3 separate regions of the Mus musculus genome follow, and all the other regions are linked to region 1. Evidence: chromatin loops called from intact Hi-C (ENCODE). Cell type or tissue: left cerebral cortex. All regions are shown on one strand. Each heading gives the region's core, and the rest is flanking DNA. Links, peaks and the distances in the headings are about the cores only.

Region 1 (5,539 bases), core at 292-5,291:
TCAAGATTTTGTATGTGTGTGTCTGTCTGTCTGTCTCTGTGTATGGTGGGCATTGTGCACATATATGTGGGTGCCTGTGAAGCCAGAACTATTAGATCTCCTGGAACTGGAGTTATACGAGGTCACGGGCCACTTGACATGGGTGCTGGGAACCAAACTCTGGTTCTCTGGAAGAGCAGACTTAGCTTTTAACTGCTAAACCATTTTCCCCACCCCTCTGCCTGTTATGGTAGGGGAGAGCAAGCTCGGGTTAAACCCACTGGACTGTTTCCCCAGCCCTGAAGGTTATTGTCTTTAAAGCTGTCACCCTGAGGAACACAGCTACAGCCACTTCTGGAGCTGTGCCTCAGGGGTGAGCACCTTTACTCTCTTTTGTATGCATGTTGGTTGTGAGAAATCTGATCTTTGTAGGTCAATTTAAAGTTTGTATCGGCAACTCACGATTTACCCTCTTACGTGAGTAGAGATTAGACTGGTAACACCATGGGTGAACAAATGAAAGTTAATGTTATTACTCTTCTTTAAACACATGGCACAAGCAGAAATTGCCTAGTGATTTTCACTAACTATACTATTTTTAAATTTAAATTTGGTTTTATTTTATGTGTATGGGAGCTTTGCCTGCGTGTATCTCTGTCCATCATGTGCATGCCTGGTGCCTGTGGAGCCCAGGAGAGGGAAGTGGATCCCTTGGAACTGGAGTTGCGGATAGACGTGAAGCACCATGTGGGATGTGGGTGCTGGGGATTGAACCCAGGTTCTCTACAAGAACAGCAACCACTGAGCTATCTCTCTAGTCCTCAATTATGCTACTTTTTGAAAAGAGCTTCTAGGGTCCCAATGTGACCGTTTGCAGTAAGTACTAGCTTCTCTTTCCCAAGGTAATGTATATGTGTATGTGGTATATTATTATTTGTGTTTGGTATAAGGTATATGTGTGTGACATATGCTGTATGTGTGTGATATATGGTATATATGTATGATATATGCTGTATATGTGTATGTATATATTCATGTGTGTGGAGGTCAGAGGACATCAGATATCCTGTTCTATTACTCTCTAACTTATTCCCTGGTTGGGGGGGGGGGGATCTCTTACTGAACCTGGAACTGGGCTACCTGCTAATTAGCCCCAGAGATTCATTTAACTCTACTCCCTACAGCTGTTTGAGGCATGTGCATAGTCAAACCTGGCTTTCACTGTGAGTGTTGGAGATTTGAACTCAGGTCCCCGTGCTTGCACAGCAAGCACTCTTTCCCGCTGATCCATTTCCTCAGACTCTATAGTGCTTATTAAACTGCAGTTTTAATGTTCACACCCATTTGCACTTGCTGAACGGTATTCTGCATTCTAGGTCACCATCTACTAATTGATAGGCACTAGTGATGAAGGCCATGATCCTGGGCCATAAAGACTTCCCCGTGTAGTCAAGACAGAAATACAAACAGTCCTGTGTTACTTATGCAATTCCTCGTAGTTGCCAATTTCGTTCTACAAATGCATTTATTCCTAAGACAGATCACACCCTCCACTCTCCCACTTTGGAAATTGTTAGTGTAATAGCTTTATCTTTTAAAAACTATGCACACAAACGTCCATACAATGTTCAGTGTTGTTTGGAAACATTTATATGTAAATGGCATTCTTAGAGTCTCGCTCTGCGATTCGTGTTTTCATCATCATTTTGGTTTTACGGCTGACGTATATGAAGATGGTATTTTCAATTGTATTGCACTTATAATTATGCATTATTCATCTAGTCCCTAAGGGTGGGGCATTTAGGTTACTCTTCACTCGCAGCTATTAATAGGTTATAAAGAGTATTCCTGGTTCTTCTTTCTATTTTCTACACCTTTGACTAGAGTTTCAAGCTCCTGCTGTCTCTTGAAAGCCTCCCCTAAATTCTTCTAGACCCTAGAGCGGACGATTCCAGTGTCCCAAGCACCTTGCTACACGAAGTTCACTAAAAGAACCAAGGATGGGTGGGTGGATGGACGGATGAATGAACGAAATGCCCAGAGCATCTTAAGGAATGTCCTCTTAAGAGTACTTTGGCGCCTTTGCCCTCTGCCTTCCGTTGACAGTCTCGTTTTTGCTCTCCCTCATTCCTCTAACCAGCCAAGAAGTGTGTGGGTGGGTGTGTGGGGCATGAGGTCTGCCTCTCTCTACAAGTTCAGGACCCGGGTAAACCCTAGTGTTTGATGTTGGGCGCTTCAGCCGCCCCCCTTTCCGAGCTCATGGGCGGGCTCGGCGGTCGAGCGGGCGGAGTACGGGGTGCTGCTCACTCAGATCCCTCCGCGCGCAGAGGACCGGCGCTTCTTTCTGCGGGAAACCCCTGGGCGCGCGGCGGCGACGGGGGCGGAGCCTCGCGGTGGGAGGAGGCCGAGGCGGAAGGACACGCGGGCCGCCCAGCCGCGCGGCGCAGCCAGAAACTTTCAGCCAAACTTCGGGCGGCGGCCTGGCTGCGCGGAGTGCAGGGGCGGCGCAGCGGGAGCTCCAGGACTCAGCGAGCCGCGGGGGCAGGGTAGAGCACGCGAGAGCCGGGCTCCTGGTCGGGACCCGCTCCCCATGCGGATCTGCTCTGGCTGCGGCCCCGAAGATGCCCGCTCTGCGTCCCGCCGCGCTGCGGGCGCTGCTGTGGCTCTGGCTGTGCGGCGCGGGCCCCGCGCACGGTGAGTACCGGGCGCCCGGGAGACCATCCCTCTCTGTCTCTGCGCTACGGGGACTGCGTCTTCCAAACTGCCTCGTCCGGGCCTCGAGTCTTGGCAACGCGTAGCGTCCCGGGTTCCGCGTTAGCGGGGTCTCGGGCGAGCAGCTCGCGGGCCGAGGTGCGAGTGTGGTCGGGAGGGCGGCGGGGGCTTGCGGCGTTCCCAGCTTTTGACACCCGGATCGGTCGGTTTGTCCGGAGGAGGAGTTGGGCGTGGGGCTTAGGTCTTGGATAGGTGGAGGCAGCAGTGGGGGAACTGGTGTGGCAGCGTGCTGAGCCACATGATTGAAAATCTCAACTGCTGTTATTCTTTCCGAGGCGCGGAGCTCTGCTGCGGTTCCAGTGTGCGTCCAGCCCCAGGAATGTGGTGTGACGATCCCCAACTCCTCCAACCTGGCAGCAGCTTGCTGCTCTTTTGGCACCGTTGGGGGTGGGGCAGGGGCAGGCGAGGAAAAGTGGAGACGTTGCTTGATCCGAAGTGCTTGCTTAGAAAGGCTTGTTATGGTGGGATATTCCGTGCCCCCTCGCTAACTTGGTGGGAGCCAGGAAAGGAAATCGGATCATATTTTACCCACTCCACCCACATCTTTAGATTTTACATTTCTTTGGAATGTTGTATGGAAAGAACTTCGGCTTTGGAGTCCAGCTCTGTAATCCTGGATTCAAATCTTCTGTATTAACTCACCAATAAAATGGGGATGAAATTACCCAGCTAATAGGATTAATTAAAAGAATGTATATTAAACCCGTAGCACTTAAAAGATGTTCAGAAAAGTTGTTTCAGGGCAGGAGCAGCGGTTTGGTCTGTGCTTCCAATGGGGCTATGTCTTGTACTGGTTTGAAGTCTGTGCTTCCAGTGGGGCTATGTCTTGTACTGGTTCGAAGTCTGTGCTTCCAGTGGGGCTATGTCTTGTACTGGTTTGAAGTCTGTGCTTCCAGTGGGGCTATGTCTTGTACTGGTTTGAAGTCTGTGCTTCCAGTGGGGCTATGTCTTGTACTGGTTTGTTGAACTGGTAGGGTCCCCCTTTACTCAAGAACAATTAACTTTTACCAGAAAAACTCTAGTACATTTCCTCAGAGAAGGGATGAGTTTCAGAAAAGTATGGTCTTTGTTCATTGTAACAGGCAGCTGACATGCCAATCGCAGATGCTTTGAGGAAGACTCGATTATTTATCACCTGCAAACAGTGCTGGGCTGTCCAGCATCAACCAGATACTTTCTGGAAAATTAGAATGTCATACATTGCTGGGTCTGTAGGTTTTCAGAAGTGGACCAGGATTGAATTCAGGATTGAATGGTTCCCGAAAGTTTTCCTCAAAACTCAACGATGGCATTCTTGCCTTGCCCCTTTTCTTTGAGTGAAGCTGTTAGCCCTCAGTGTAGACTTAGTGTAAAGAGCTGTATGATTAGTGTGGTTTTTTTTCTGAGGATGAAAGTGCTTGGTCCCCCACGACTTGTTTTACATAGTAAAGTAACTTTAGTCTTCATGACCTGTGTCTTTTCCCATATGGAATAGGATTCAAAGCCTAACTATTTTTCTCTTGAGTACTTCGGGGACTAGTACGTAAAGTGACTCACAAGTGCTAACGCTGGCAACAGAGATGGGATGAGGCTGGCACACGGGCTTTCTCCCATGTTGAACCCCAGTGCGCTGAACTGATGCCCCCACTTCTGCTAATGCAGGCCCTCGCTGTCACCGATATCGGTTGGGGCGTCACACTGAGTGTCAGTCCAGCTCAAATGTAGGCATTTTGGGTTTTGGACAGGTGTTCTTTAGATGCTAAACTATTCTCATGAAAGAGATTAAAGAGCTAGTTGTTGTTGCAAATCTTAAATCTTCCCAGGGTCTAGCAGGGAAGCTTCCTAATCTATTATGGTGTATTTGCCAAGGTACCAATTATAACTCTCCCTCCCTAAGTTTTGAGTGTTCCCGTGTTTGGCTCGTGGCCAGTTGTTAATTTGAACATCACTGGTTCCTAAGGCAAGGAGCTGTCAACCCATCTGTGTGAGCTTCTGAACAATTCTCTGGACCACCCCTTACTCCCCTTACTTCTGGCTTGCTTTTGGCTCTGCGGTGGGAGTGACTCCCTGGTTTTGCTGTCACCTAGACACTTTCTCAGTTGAATCCCTACTATAAAAAGAACAAGTTTTTTTTTTTTTTCCTTTAGGGTGGAGATAAAATTCACCCTATAACTATTTCCCGTTTTTCTTTCTTGGAGGGAGGGGGGAGTGGTTGGTTGCAGAATCTCTTGTTTTATGGTGTTTGGCATCTCTTTTCTGCCTCCTCTGTGGATTTGTGTTGCCCAGAAGGGCAGCCTTGGCTCACCTGGCCTGTCACTGATTTCAGGACCTTTAAAGAATGTTTAAGCGCAGTGGGATATGCTTGGATGCTTGAGAGAAACCTTATAATACATTTTAAAAATATCACACCCACAGAAATTTTATTTTGCCCACAGAATTTGCATTGATGTAGTTCCCACTCTTCCATTCCTGGTGACCCTCCTCCCTGCCCCTTCCATGTCCTGGCTGCAGCAGACCTCCACTCAGCACCCTGGTGTCCTGACACAGGAGGCCTGAGAATCTGTATTATTATTTTTTTTAAATAAGGCTTACAAAAGATTTTGACAAATTGACCGAGTGGGACAATCACAGATTAATTCTGCCTTCAAGAGGTGTATGAGATCTTGCCTTTTAGATTTTAATAGTTTCCACAGTGAACCCAGCTTTAACCAGCCATTCCAGCAGTTAACCCTTTTGACTCTTAAAGAATTCAGAAATTGCTAACATGAAAGCTGTAGACTGTGATTGGATCCTTCTTGTGCACAACTGC
Region 2 (5,539 bases), core at 438-5,437, 48 kb after region 1:
GGCAGTGCTGAGGAGAGTGTGGGTCCATCTGTAGTGGCTTTGCCCACATCTCTAGTCAGTGAAGCACCTTTCCAGAAATGATGTAGAATGTCTGTGGCATGGACCATGATAGTTCCTGCTGTAGACTGTCTTTGCTTACACTTGTGACCTTGGCCTTGGGCTCCATCTGGAAGCACAGATCAGCCTGGGCCGGTCAGCTCTGGCTTTGCTGTGCTTGCTGCTACTGCCCCACAAGTGTCTCTGCACTTCCCTTTGCCTTCGCTTTGGGCACAGTGGAGTGGTAAGTTCAGCGTGTCTGTTGGATGTTTAGTTTCTGTAGTATGAAAGGCCACAGACCACTATAAAGTCTCAGATAAGTTTTACTCCCAAGAATTGATCTTCCTCCCTCCCCCTGATAGGCAATGACTCTGTTTTTAAGAGGAGTAGTTAGGAACCATAATTATTTTGCAGATGTCTACTGTTTTAGGTATTTATTTATTTATTTATTTAGGTGTTGGCAACCAATCTGGAGTCTTGCTGTTGTCAAATGCTCTACCTCTGAGCTATGCTCCCAGTCTTTGTTTTTCTCTATACAGATGGTGTGGCATTGGGCTGTCTTTCTGAAATTAAGCATACTTCATAATAACTGCTTCTCAAGTGGCCTGGTTTCTATAACCCTGTTTTGTTTTTTGTTTTTGTTTTTGTTTTTGTTTTTTTTTTGTTTGTTTGTTTTGTTTTTCTCCTTCTCTTTCTTTTGCTCTGGTCTTGGGAGTTAAACCTAGGGACTCACACAGGGGACTCGAGGGTTCTACCAGCTGAGCATTATTATCTCTTGCAGAAATGGCCTTATTTGCAGTGAACAAGAGTTCACCTAAACTGTAAGCCTTTTGCCTTTATGATGTCAGTGGTGTCCTGCCCTCGAGCAAGTGTCAGCAAACTTCCTTAAAAATGCTAGATATCACATCTTTTAGGCCAAGAGTCAAGCTGACAGTTCTGTGTCACTTTATGCCCATTTAAAATGCCACCAGTGACAGTTCCTGAGCTGATGATCCAAACATAGATGGTGGAGTGTGCCAGCCCACCTTAGGGCTCAGGAGCCATTGGAAAGCTTCCTGTTTCCCCAGAAGTGCCAGATGCCAGAAAGCCACTGTTTCTGCTGTTTGTTCTTGATTTAATGTGCAATGATGTTCTTGAAGCAGAGGAGCTGAGATCACAACAGTGAACTACCCTTGATCCCTCTGCTGCCCGCTTTTGGTCGATGCCATCTCTGGCTGAGGTGATGTGTGCTAGTTACAGCCAGGGTTTCTACTAAATTAACGAGGAACATCATTCAAAGAAGTGAACACCACTCATTTTTCTTTGGCAATTAATTGTTCTCATTACCATCAAAGTAATAAATGTTAGTTGGTGTAAATGCCATAAAAGTTATCTTTTGTGTGGACAAGTTTTGGGGTTGGGTGTTGTGACAGTGGTGGTTTAATAGTCATGTTTGCTCTTAAGAGCATCTTGAGAGGCTTGCAGGTAAATCTGGCAGAGCTGGTGCTGCCTGGTGTCTGCTTCTGGGCACAGCAATGCAGTGTGAGCCTCTTACATGGGCACTGCAATCAATTTCTGTTGTATGTGACAGTCAGAGGGTTTATGTGCAGCAGATATGCACTCTGAAAGCTGAGTAACACACACACACACACACACACACACACACACACACACACACATATATATTAGGAAAATGTGATTTAAAGAAATCTATTCCATATGGGGTAGGGCAGCTTTGAATAGCCTTGGGTTTATGAAGGTTAAGAGGTAGGTGCTTTGTGTATCAAGAATCTTAATTAGCTTAAAGATCCTTTAGGTAAACAGCTCAACCCAGTGGTTCCCAAACTTCCAGTGTAATTGAAGTCTGGAGCCTTTAAGTTGTAAAGATTATGTGGACCCTTGCATCTTGCCCTTTGGCATCCGTTAAGAATTTGAACAGCTGAATGGCTTCCATATGCTAGTCACTGTGTTTGGCACATAGGGTATAGTAGAGAATAACTCTTGTCTATTAGAGAAGATAAATAATTGTAGTAAAGGTTAATGCACTGTGTCAGATTTATGGGAACATAAAGTGGGGATGTCCCTTCCAAACCTTCTCTTTCCCTTTCTCTCCTCCCTCTTCCCCTTTCTTCTCCTTCCTGTATCTTCCCCTCCTCTCCTTCTTTTGGGGGTGGGGACAGGGTCTTATTGCCTGAGCCTCTCGAGTGTGCTTACAGGCAGCATGAGGCTGCCAGCAGGAAATAACGTTTAGGCAGAGGCTTGGAGGAATTTTAGGGCATGGTTGTGACAGAGGGTGGAGAGAGTGGGGGCTTTGTGACTGACGTGTGCACAGGTCTGGCAGGAGGCGTGTTGGATTGTAGCATGTTCTTTGAGCTGGAGGAAGCTGAGCACAGAGAACGTACAGTGCATGAAGAAAAGCTACATTGAAACCGTTGTTTCAACACAATGCACCAGGTCAAAGTCTACAAGGAATTCAGGCATCTTCCCAGGGCTTGGGAATGATGCACAGTGCAGGAGCAAGGTCTGCCTCCATCAGCAGTAATATGGAAGTCACCCAGATAGACCGTTAGGTTAATCGTAACAGCATCTTATATACATTCAAATGTGGACCAGATAGAACTTAGTGGTGTAAGGAGTGCTTGTCAGGATTACAGCCCCTGGCATGCTGCTGCAACACAACACTTAGAGCACGCATCTCCTTCTCTCAGACAGTTTGTCTGTTATGGTGAAGGGTGTGATAAGAGCCGCTCTGTGATGTTTTAGTCACATTCTAATATTTTTCAGGGTTCAGGGCACATGGTAAAGGACTGATTATTTCTTCTGCTACATCAAGGACACAAGCCTCAGCACTGTCTGTGTGTCCCGGTTCCATCATTCAAGGCTGCTGAAGAGCCTGGGCACTCCGCTTGTTCTCAGAGCTCTGATGAATGCGCTGAGACTCTCTGCTGGAAGATAAGGGCGCTCACGACATTCCATTGTAAATAAAGCATGTGTTCCCATCTCCTCACTCCTTATACCAGCCTCCTACAGAGGGTCGAGTTGCTGTGAATGAGTGGGTCTGAGGTCGTGCCTCTTCAGCCTCTTCAGTCTGGATGTGTTAGCATCAGTGTGCTTGTTGCTTTATTCAGATGAGGGGGTGGAAAAACCTGAGCACCTGTGAACCAAGCGAGGTGGGGCTCCAGAAGACGAGCCCTGGCCTCCCGGCTCCCATGTCGGTTTTTTCCTGTGGGAAACTTTTAATTTGGAAGCATTCAGCTAATGTGGGAATCAAGATTAACATTTTCTGAAATACTTGTACAAGAAAGGCAGAAACGTGCTGTCCAGGAAGCAGATTTACATAGTAGAAAAAAATGCCTGCCTTGCAGGGTTTGGTAGTCTTTGTGTGTCAGATGTGAGTGTGTGTGTGTGTGTGTGTGAGAGAGAGAGAGAGAGAGAGAGAGAGAGAATGTGTGTGTGAGAGAGAGTGTGTGTCTCTCTGTGTGTGTGTGTGTGTGTGTGTGTGTGTGTGTGAGAGAGAGAGAGAGAAAGAGAGAGAGAGAGAGTGTGTGTGTGTCTGTGTGTAGGGTTGATTATATACAGGTCTTTGTTTCCTTTACATCAAACCAAGAAGGCCCTAGAAAGCATGTTTTACCACAAACAGCCTGTTTGGGGCTCCACTCTGCACACCAGCGCTTCCCCTTCTTACTAAGGAAGGTGTACTGTTTCTTTCTCTGGTTTTCTTTATTTCCCTTTCATTTCTGGAAGTAGCAGTGGGGAATGAGTGGGAGTGGGAACATGGGAAGATGCATGTGATATGATATGCAGCTTCCATTTTCTCTAATTACTAGGATGTTAACTAAGTCTGTGCTTAAAACAAAACAAAACAAACAAAAAACAAACCACAGCAACAACAAAACAGTCAGCAGTGAGCACAACCCATTTAGTTTCTTTTGCATAGAGTCACAGAGTTAAGAGGCTGAAGGTCTAGTGAGATGTGGGGCTGAAGTTCTTGAAATGAGGGCCATGTCAGGTTGCCCAGTGGCCTGGGCTATTGAGTACAGCAGGGGCATTTTAGGCTGGAGTCTGAATGCTTTGGGGCATCTAGATGTTTTCAGCCTGGCTTTGGGAAAGTTAAAAGGGAACTTTCACTGGTTACGCTAGCTTCGCCTGTTAGCAATTAATTTTATCTACTTTAACAGGGGAACAGGAACAGGGTAGGGGTGGGTGGCGGTGGCAGGAAACCTGGCTGGCATCATGGTCACAGGAAAGAACAGACTGATTTGGGGCCCTTCAAACTGTAGACCTTTGTTACTGACCAGTGTTTAATTTGGTTTGTGGGTTCTGTTAGCTCCCACCCCATTCACCTTAATGGCTGTCTCCGTCCTGGGCTCAGCAGAGGCTGGCTGCTGCTGTAGAGTGGAGGGCTGAGAGGCCCAGGGCAAGAAGAAAGTGGGCTGAAAGCTGCGTTCTGTTTAAAGAATTTTCTGCTGGAAACCAGCCCAGAGGGAGTCAAGAGGAGCTTTAATGAGGAGCAGCTGCGCTGCGATCAGCCCACAGGAGACATTTTCCCTCCATCCCACATTCTGCACAGGTTTTGAAAACTCAGGATTTTGAAATTGCTGTTGTGTGAAGAATGCCCCTCCCTCTTGCGTGTGGTGGGGCTTTTCTTTGTTGTTGTTTTTAATGACCAGATCCTCACCAAAAGTAAAAATAAAACTCCTAAAAACAAAACCAAAAGGGTTGCAGTAGAGCCTGGGCACAATTTGGGCTCACCCTGCTGCTGAACATTTGGTGGGGAAAGTGGGGGAGCAAGCCCTGGGGTTTAGTTGGAAGAGACGTTGTTTCCTTCTCAGACTTCACCCGTGTTGGAGCTGACAGAGCCTCTCACTGCTCTTGGCGTTTCTCTCGATGGGTGGCTATTCACGTGGGAAAGTTTTCTGCCCTGTATTACTGGGGAGACAGCTATTGCAGATAGACTATAGGTGGGAACTGCCATTCACGTCCCTGCCTCATGTCAAGAATGCAGGCCTGTGAGAGGCAGGGGCTGTTTCAGCGAGGGGGGCTGTACTGGAATCCTTTCGGATGGAATCTTTTCTACTGCGTTTCTCTCTTTCCTGCCTTCACCCTGTTCCACCATGTGCATGTGAAATGAACAGTAGGTTCTTTTGTGTCATCAACAGTAGACTTTTAAGAACTAGGTAATGGATGTAGCCGTGGGGACCAGGCAGCAAGCACCTGCCTGTGTCTGTGGCCTTGCCTGCTGTGCTCATCTCTAAGGACAGAATAAGACCCGTGGCTGCCTGGTTCTGCTGTCTTTTACTTAGCATAATATTTCCAGTGTTGTAGGATGTGACAGGAGTCTATCTCTTTTCACAGACAAATAATATTTTATTGTGTGGATATAATGGCTTTTATTTCTCTACTCATCAGATGGTGGGCATTCGGGCTATTTCTACCTTCAGCTATTATGAGTCATGCTGGCATGGACATATGGACGAACTTTTTTTTTTTTTAATGAAGAGTGCTAGTATGAACATATACTTTT
Region 3 (5,539 bases), core at 438-5,437, 100 kb after region 1:
CGGCTCTCCCCTCCTCCACTCTCTCTCCATCCTTCCCCCACTTCCCAGCTCCCCTTCTCTGCCTGATCTGATATTATACTTACGTACTAATGATGTTGAAGTCAGATATTATATGTGTTGCAGATATCTTCAGCTTTTTGGCTTTTTTTGGTCTGAAGAAAGTGTGACTGACCTGTTAAGACTCCAGTCAATCCTCAGCAGGCTTAAGTGGCTTATTTTCTGATGTCTACTTTGTACTAGCGATTCTGAGCTTTGTTCATGTTCATGTTTCCTTCAGATTGCCCCAGTATATTTGACAAGCCATAGCTTGTGCTTGCAATTCATCAGCTTCCTCATGATCCAGGGAAGCACTGTGTAGGTCTCCCATCTGAACATACTAGATGGATTCATGACTCTTACCATGTGGTGATGATTCCAGTATAGATCCATAGGAATATAGAAATGAGCTAATTCCTGTAATCTTTGTACTAGGGAGGCTTAAGCAGGAGGATTACCATGAGTTTGCAGCAAGCCAAGACCACATAGTGGTTCTAGGCCAGCCTGGGCAACAGAGTGAGACTCTGTCCTCAAAATACCAGACAAAAGGAAAGGTGAAACTGGCTTTCACCTATCTCTTATGTGTCTCTTATGACTCAGTTGTACCTTTGGACCACATAGTCACACCTCTCTCTTCTTGCAGCTATAAGTGCCTCTGCGATGCAGGCTGGGTTGGTGTCAACTGTGAGGTGGACAAAAATGAGTGTCTTTCTAACCCATGCCAGAATGGAGGAACGTGCAATAACCTGGTGAATGGCTACAGGTGTACCTGCAAGAAGGGGTTCAAAGGTGAAGTGAAGTCTCGGCTTGTTATACCCGCTGTTTGTCTTCCCTTGTGGTACACCCCTCCACATCTTGGTTTCCATTTCTTTTTGTTGTAGTTTACTAATACAGTACCATGCTGAGCAGTTAGTATGTCTGAGATATGTGGGGAATAAAAACAAGAGTAGATATCTTTCTACTTTCAGCTTAGCAGAGAGGTAAATTGTTGGGACAATAATACTTAAACAGTTAAGACTCGACTTAGGGGCGTGTGGGTAAAAGTGCGTGCTGCCTGACAACCTAAGTTCCAGTGTTTGTGTAATTGTAAGCTTCCTGGCCAAGGCTTGATTCTATAATAAGCTTCTCAGAAGTGAGATGAGAGTGTTGTACTTACTGGATCGAGCCCTGTGCTATGCTCAGGACCTTTCCAGCAAATCCTCACACATGAGCTATTCTGGACACTCAGTTTCCTGTGCTCTTTTGGGAAAATACATAGTAGAGGAACATGTCTCAACAATATTTTACAGTCAGTTTTCCCCGAGTTGGGCTGTTTGACACTTTGGCATCTTTTAGAACTACTCATTTTGATTGCAGGTTGAGTATCCCTAACTCCAAACATGGAGTCTTCCAAAATCGGGAACTTTTTGAATATCAGCATGAAGTGCAAGGTCGTGACGCTCTATTTCTTGTACAGTATTACTCTAACAGATTGCATTAAGTCACCCTCAGTTGTGTGCAGGAGGATAACTGGAGAGAGACACAATGACATCCTTCAAGTAGCTTGTTATTTATTTGTAAGAATCCTCACTCTGTCCTACCCCTAAAAAATCCTAAACAGATAAAACACCATGACCAAAAGCAAGCTGGGGAGGAAAGGGTTTATTTAGCTTACACTTCCACATCACTGTTCATCATTGAACGAAGTCAGGACCGGAACTCAAACAGGGCAGGAACCCAGGGGCAGGAACTGATGCAGAGGCCATGGAGAGTCCTGCCTTGCCTCCCATGGCTTCCTCGGCCTTTCTTCGGCCTTTTTAGAGACCCCAGGACCACCAGCCCAGGGATGGCACCACCTATAATGACTGGGCCCTCTGTCATCAATCACTAATTAAGAAGTGCTCTGTAGGCTTGCCCACATTTATTTATTGAGGTTCCATCTGTCAGATGGCTTTAGTGTGTATCACAGTAACATAACTGTCCAGGACACATGCTAAGTATGTCAGAGAAAGGAGATTTTTTTTCCCAAGACGACACCAGACAGACTTAGAAAGTCTCTACATCAGATACTAATGTTATTACATTTTCTAGGAAACTTGTAGATTCAAAAGCTCTTTTCTTTTCTTTCCTCTCCTCTCCTCTCTACTCCCCTGCCCCTCCCCTCTTCTCCCCCTCCCCTCCCCCTCCCCTCCCCTCCATTTTTTAAAATCTCACTGTAACTTACCATTTATCTCATGGGAAATGAGAATATACAATCAAACCCCGTTTGTTCAGTGAGCTATGAGCCCCTCTGAGCCCGCCATCTCCCTGCTCCCTTCTGCTAACAGTGCTCTGGCTTTGCCATCTTTATGGTCCTTGTTGGGTCACATTGGAGGTGCAAAGACAGGTGGATTCTGGTCTTGCCTTAGTCCCACTCTGTTCTTTTTCTTTTTGATCTTTTAGTGGGAATAAATTTTCTGCCTTGAAATAGGAGAACTATTTTTAAGGCTTTGGAACCTAGCTCACTGATAGCAGAGACTATACCGGTGGAAGAGTGGGCAGGCACTTCAGGGCTTTTCTTCATGAGTTTGCCCTTTTTCTGACGAACCAGAGACTTCTCTTAAAGGGTGCATGTTTAGGTAGAGCAGCATGCTTTTCAGCATAGCGAGTGCTCAGTTCATTATGCAGAATCCAGTTCCATAAGGAGGAGCGTTAGGCCTGAGTCAGGCCCTCCCTCACAGTTTTGGCCAACCGTCAAACTAAAATGAATGAGCAGGTGCTCCCATGACCCAAAGAAATGAGTGTCAGTCTGTGACTTCTAATTTTCACAACCACCAGGAGAGCTGGTGAGTAACTGAGGCTGACAGTTTGAGTGTGTATGTGTTTCTCCTCCTCCTCCTCCTCCAGGCTACAACTGCCAGGTGAATATAGATGAGTGTGCCTCCAACCCGTGTCTGAACCAAGGAACCTGCTTTGATGACGTCAGTGGCTACACTTGCCACTGCATGTTGCCTTACACAGGTGGGTACTGCAGGTGCCAGCATGGCTGGGGGGGGGGGGGTGTGCCCTGTGACTTGGGTAAGTGACGATACTCTGAGGACTCAGTTTGGTGTCACTCGTGGTCTCCAAGGCTTCCTTCCTTTATGCTTTTTAGTGTTTGGGGTTTTGTTTGTTGGTTTTTCTGGTGCTGGGGGTTGATCCCAGGGCCTTGCATCTCCTTAGTATTGTTTTGTTGTTGTTGTTTTCATTTTTTTACTTATTCTTCTCTCAGCAGTTGCCCCTTCCTCCTCTCCTGTAAGTTGTTCAGTGAGCTTCAGGGGCGCAGCTCTCCTGAGTCACCACCCATGTTGGGGTGAACTTTTAGATGACATAGCCATGCTATTGTGGGTCATCCTCAAGGGCTCTGTGACTGACCTCCACCCCCAGCCCTGTGTTTTACTCTTTGGGGTTTTAAATTTATGTATGATATTTAGAACCAGATGCCTACTTGGTCCAGAGGCATCTATCCTTTTGACATTGTAACATAAAATTATTGAGAAAATTCATGGTAATGTGTTTTTCTTTCTATATACAAAGTTTTAAGATGACTGTTAAAGTTGACTTTGTTGTCACTTGACTTTAGAAACAACTCAATATCCTGTAAACTTCCTCAGTAAGTAAAAGCATTTGCCACCAATCCTAAGAACTGGAGCATTGAGTCTGCAATTCACCTTCTCAAAAACTAATGTGTTTTAAAACATACCTTGATCCTTTTTTTAGTGGAATCATTTTTAATTTTAATTTTTCTCTAAGTGTGAATTCAGTATTCTAAGGCAGGAAGCACCCACTAGCAGGCAGCTGTTAGCACCTGGTGATAGCAGTAGAGATTGCCTGGCAACAGAGATGCAGGTATAGAGCCGGCCCCAGTGATAGCAGGGGAGGAAGCAGCCAGCAGAGAGACTGAGTTCACTAGGTGCTAGACAGGACTTAGAGTGTGCTTCCCACTTAGTCCGCAGAAATCCTCCCTGAGGACAGGCTAGGGAAGTCTCAGGGAGATAAATGAGCTGCCCACGGTCACCAGATTAGCTGCAGTGGGCCAATATTGGAAGGAGCAGGTGTGGTTATGTGCATATCAGATACCCTGCACATCAGATATTTACATTAGGACTCATAACAGTAGCAAAATCACAGTTACAAAGTAGCAATGGAAATAATTTTATGGTTGGGGTCACCTCAGCATGAGGAACTAACTGTACTAAAGGGTCATGGCACCACCAAGCTAGAACCTCTCAGTTGCTGCTGTAGCCTGGGATTCTGAGCACACCTGTGTTTGCAGTCTTGGGACGCCATCTTTTCCTCGGTTGATTCTTTATCACAGACTGTCATTTGTTTTCCAGGCAAGAACTGTCAAACAGTGTTGGCTCCCTGTTCCCCAAACCCGTGTGAGAATGCTGCTGTTTGTAAAGAGGCACCCAATTTTGAGAGCTTCAGCTGCTTGTGTGCTCCTGGCTGGCAAGGTAATGATGCTGGATGCATCCTGCACTTTAAACAAAGCCATCGGCCCTCAGATGACATGGGAGACCATGCTGACACCTGTAATCTCTGTAGGGAGCGACTAGCTGGAAGGGCTCATAACACCTTCTCAGATTCCATCTTTATAGTCCTCAAGTAGCTGAGACCCTCCAACCCAAGTGTTTCAAGCTGTGAGTAGCAGTTGGGAGGAGTTTCCGAAGGACCTCCTGCATCGGACCAATCAGGTGGCCTCCTGCACCAAAACACCCTAAGCTCACAGTGGACTGAAACTCACACCCACCTAAGCTTACACCCTGCCTTGATTTCTATGGGAATTTTCTTCCAAGGACTGGCTGTTCATTCTCCTGTCTTCATAGGTAAACGATGTACAGTTGACGTTGATGAGTGTATCTCCAAGCCGTGTATGAACAATGGTGTCTGCCACAACACTCAGGGCAGCTACGTGTGTGAGTGTCCTCCCGGCTTCAGTGGGATGGACTGTGAAGAGGACATCAATGATTGCCTTGCCAGTGAGTACACCTGCCCTCAGGGTCCCAGAGAGAGAGGGCCACGTTCCCTACACTGACATCGATGTCCCACACTCCAGGATCTTTAAGTCTTCCTTCTGAAGCTACTGTCTTTAGAAATCAAAATAGTAGAATCTGTCTTGAGCATCTCTCTACAGCATCTTAAATGCTGACAAACTACGGACAGTGCTGTGGTAGCTTTGTGAGAACATAGATTTTTGAAAGGCAGTAAACAGACAAAAGCTACAAGTATTTTAATACCTGGTAGAATTCATCCAATTTTGGCAAAATGATAGAGAAAACCATCAACCATCATGAATGTTCCTCTAAAAGTCGCTTCGTAGCTTTACCTGTTCTACTTCCTTGTCTCACGCCAGCACAGACCAGCCTCTGCCACCATAGATAAATTAATACTTTATATAGATGCATCTATATAGGCATGCTCTTGTCAGTAATATTTCAGGCTGGTTCATGTCCATATCACCACTAGGGTCTTCCGTCTTATTGCTGAGTGGTCTCCACTCTGG

The links. Hi-C counts contacts between places; a loop is a spot of excess contacts. Peaks named below come from ENCODE experiments on the same cell type or tissue, not always from the same donor. Only the 100,000 strongest peaks of a DNase experiment are listed, where the experiment ranks them.
Region 2: it touches region 1 in a loop (2.0-fold over the local background); 8 of 42 quality-filtered maps call a loop at or near these places.
Region 3: a loop joins it to region 1, with 2.0 times the contacts of the local background. A loop is called at or near these places in 4 of 42 quality-filtered maps.

The regions. Positions count from the first base shown.
Region 1 is chr3:98,011,099-98,016,637 of GRCm38, forward strand. It overlaps Notch2 (notch 2), which reads left to right and starts at 2,440. Exons shown (of 34, transcript NM_010928.2): 1 at 2,440-2,673. The coding sequence starts at 2,601. In left cerebral cortex, for the core only: no CTCF peak of the experiment used is centred there; DNase peaks (open chromatin) are centred at 2,338, 2,760, 3,033 and 4,644; H3K4me3 peaks cover 1,717 bases; H3K27ac peaks cover 841 bases.
Region 2 is chr3:98,059,124-98,064,662 of GRCm38, forward strand. All of the region lies in intron 2 of Notch2 (notch 2), which reads left to right. Among named protein-coding and RNA genes, the nearest start is that of Gm40103, 36 kb to the left of the region's middle. In left cerebral cortex, for the core only: no CTCF peak of the experiment used is centred there; DNase peaks (open chromatin) are centred at 2,969, 3,185, 4,491 and 4,760; H3K27ac peaks cover 2,343 bases.
Region 3 is chr3:98,112,331-98,117,869 of GRCm38, forward strand. It overlaps Notch2 (notch 2), which reads left to right. Exons shown (of 34, transcript NM_010928.2): 14 at 680-825; 15 at 2,902-3,015; 16 at 4,371-4,490; 17 at 4,863-5,015. Among named protein-coding and RNA genes, the nearest start is that of Adam30, 46 kb to the right of the region's middle. In left cerebral cortex, for the core only: no CTCF peak of the experiment used is centred there; a DNase peak (open chromatin) is centred at 2,767.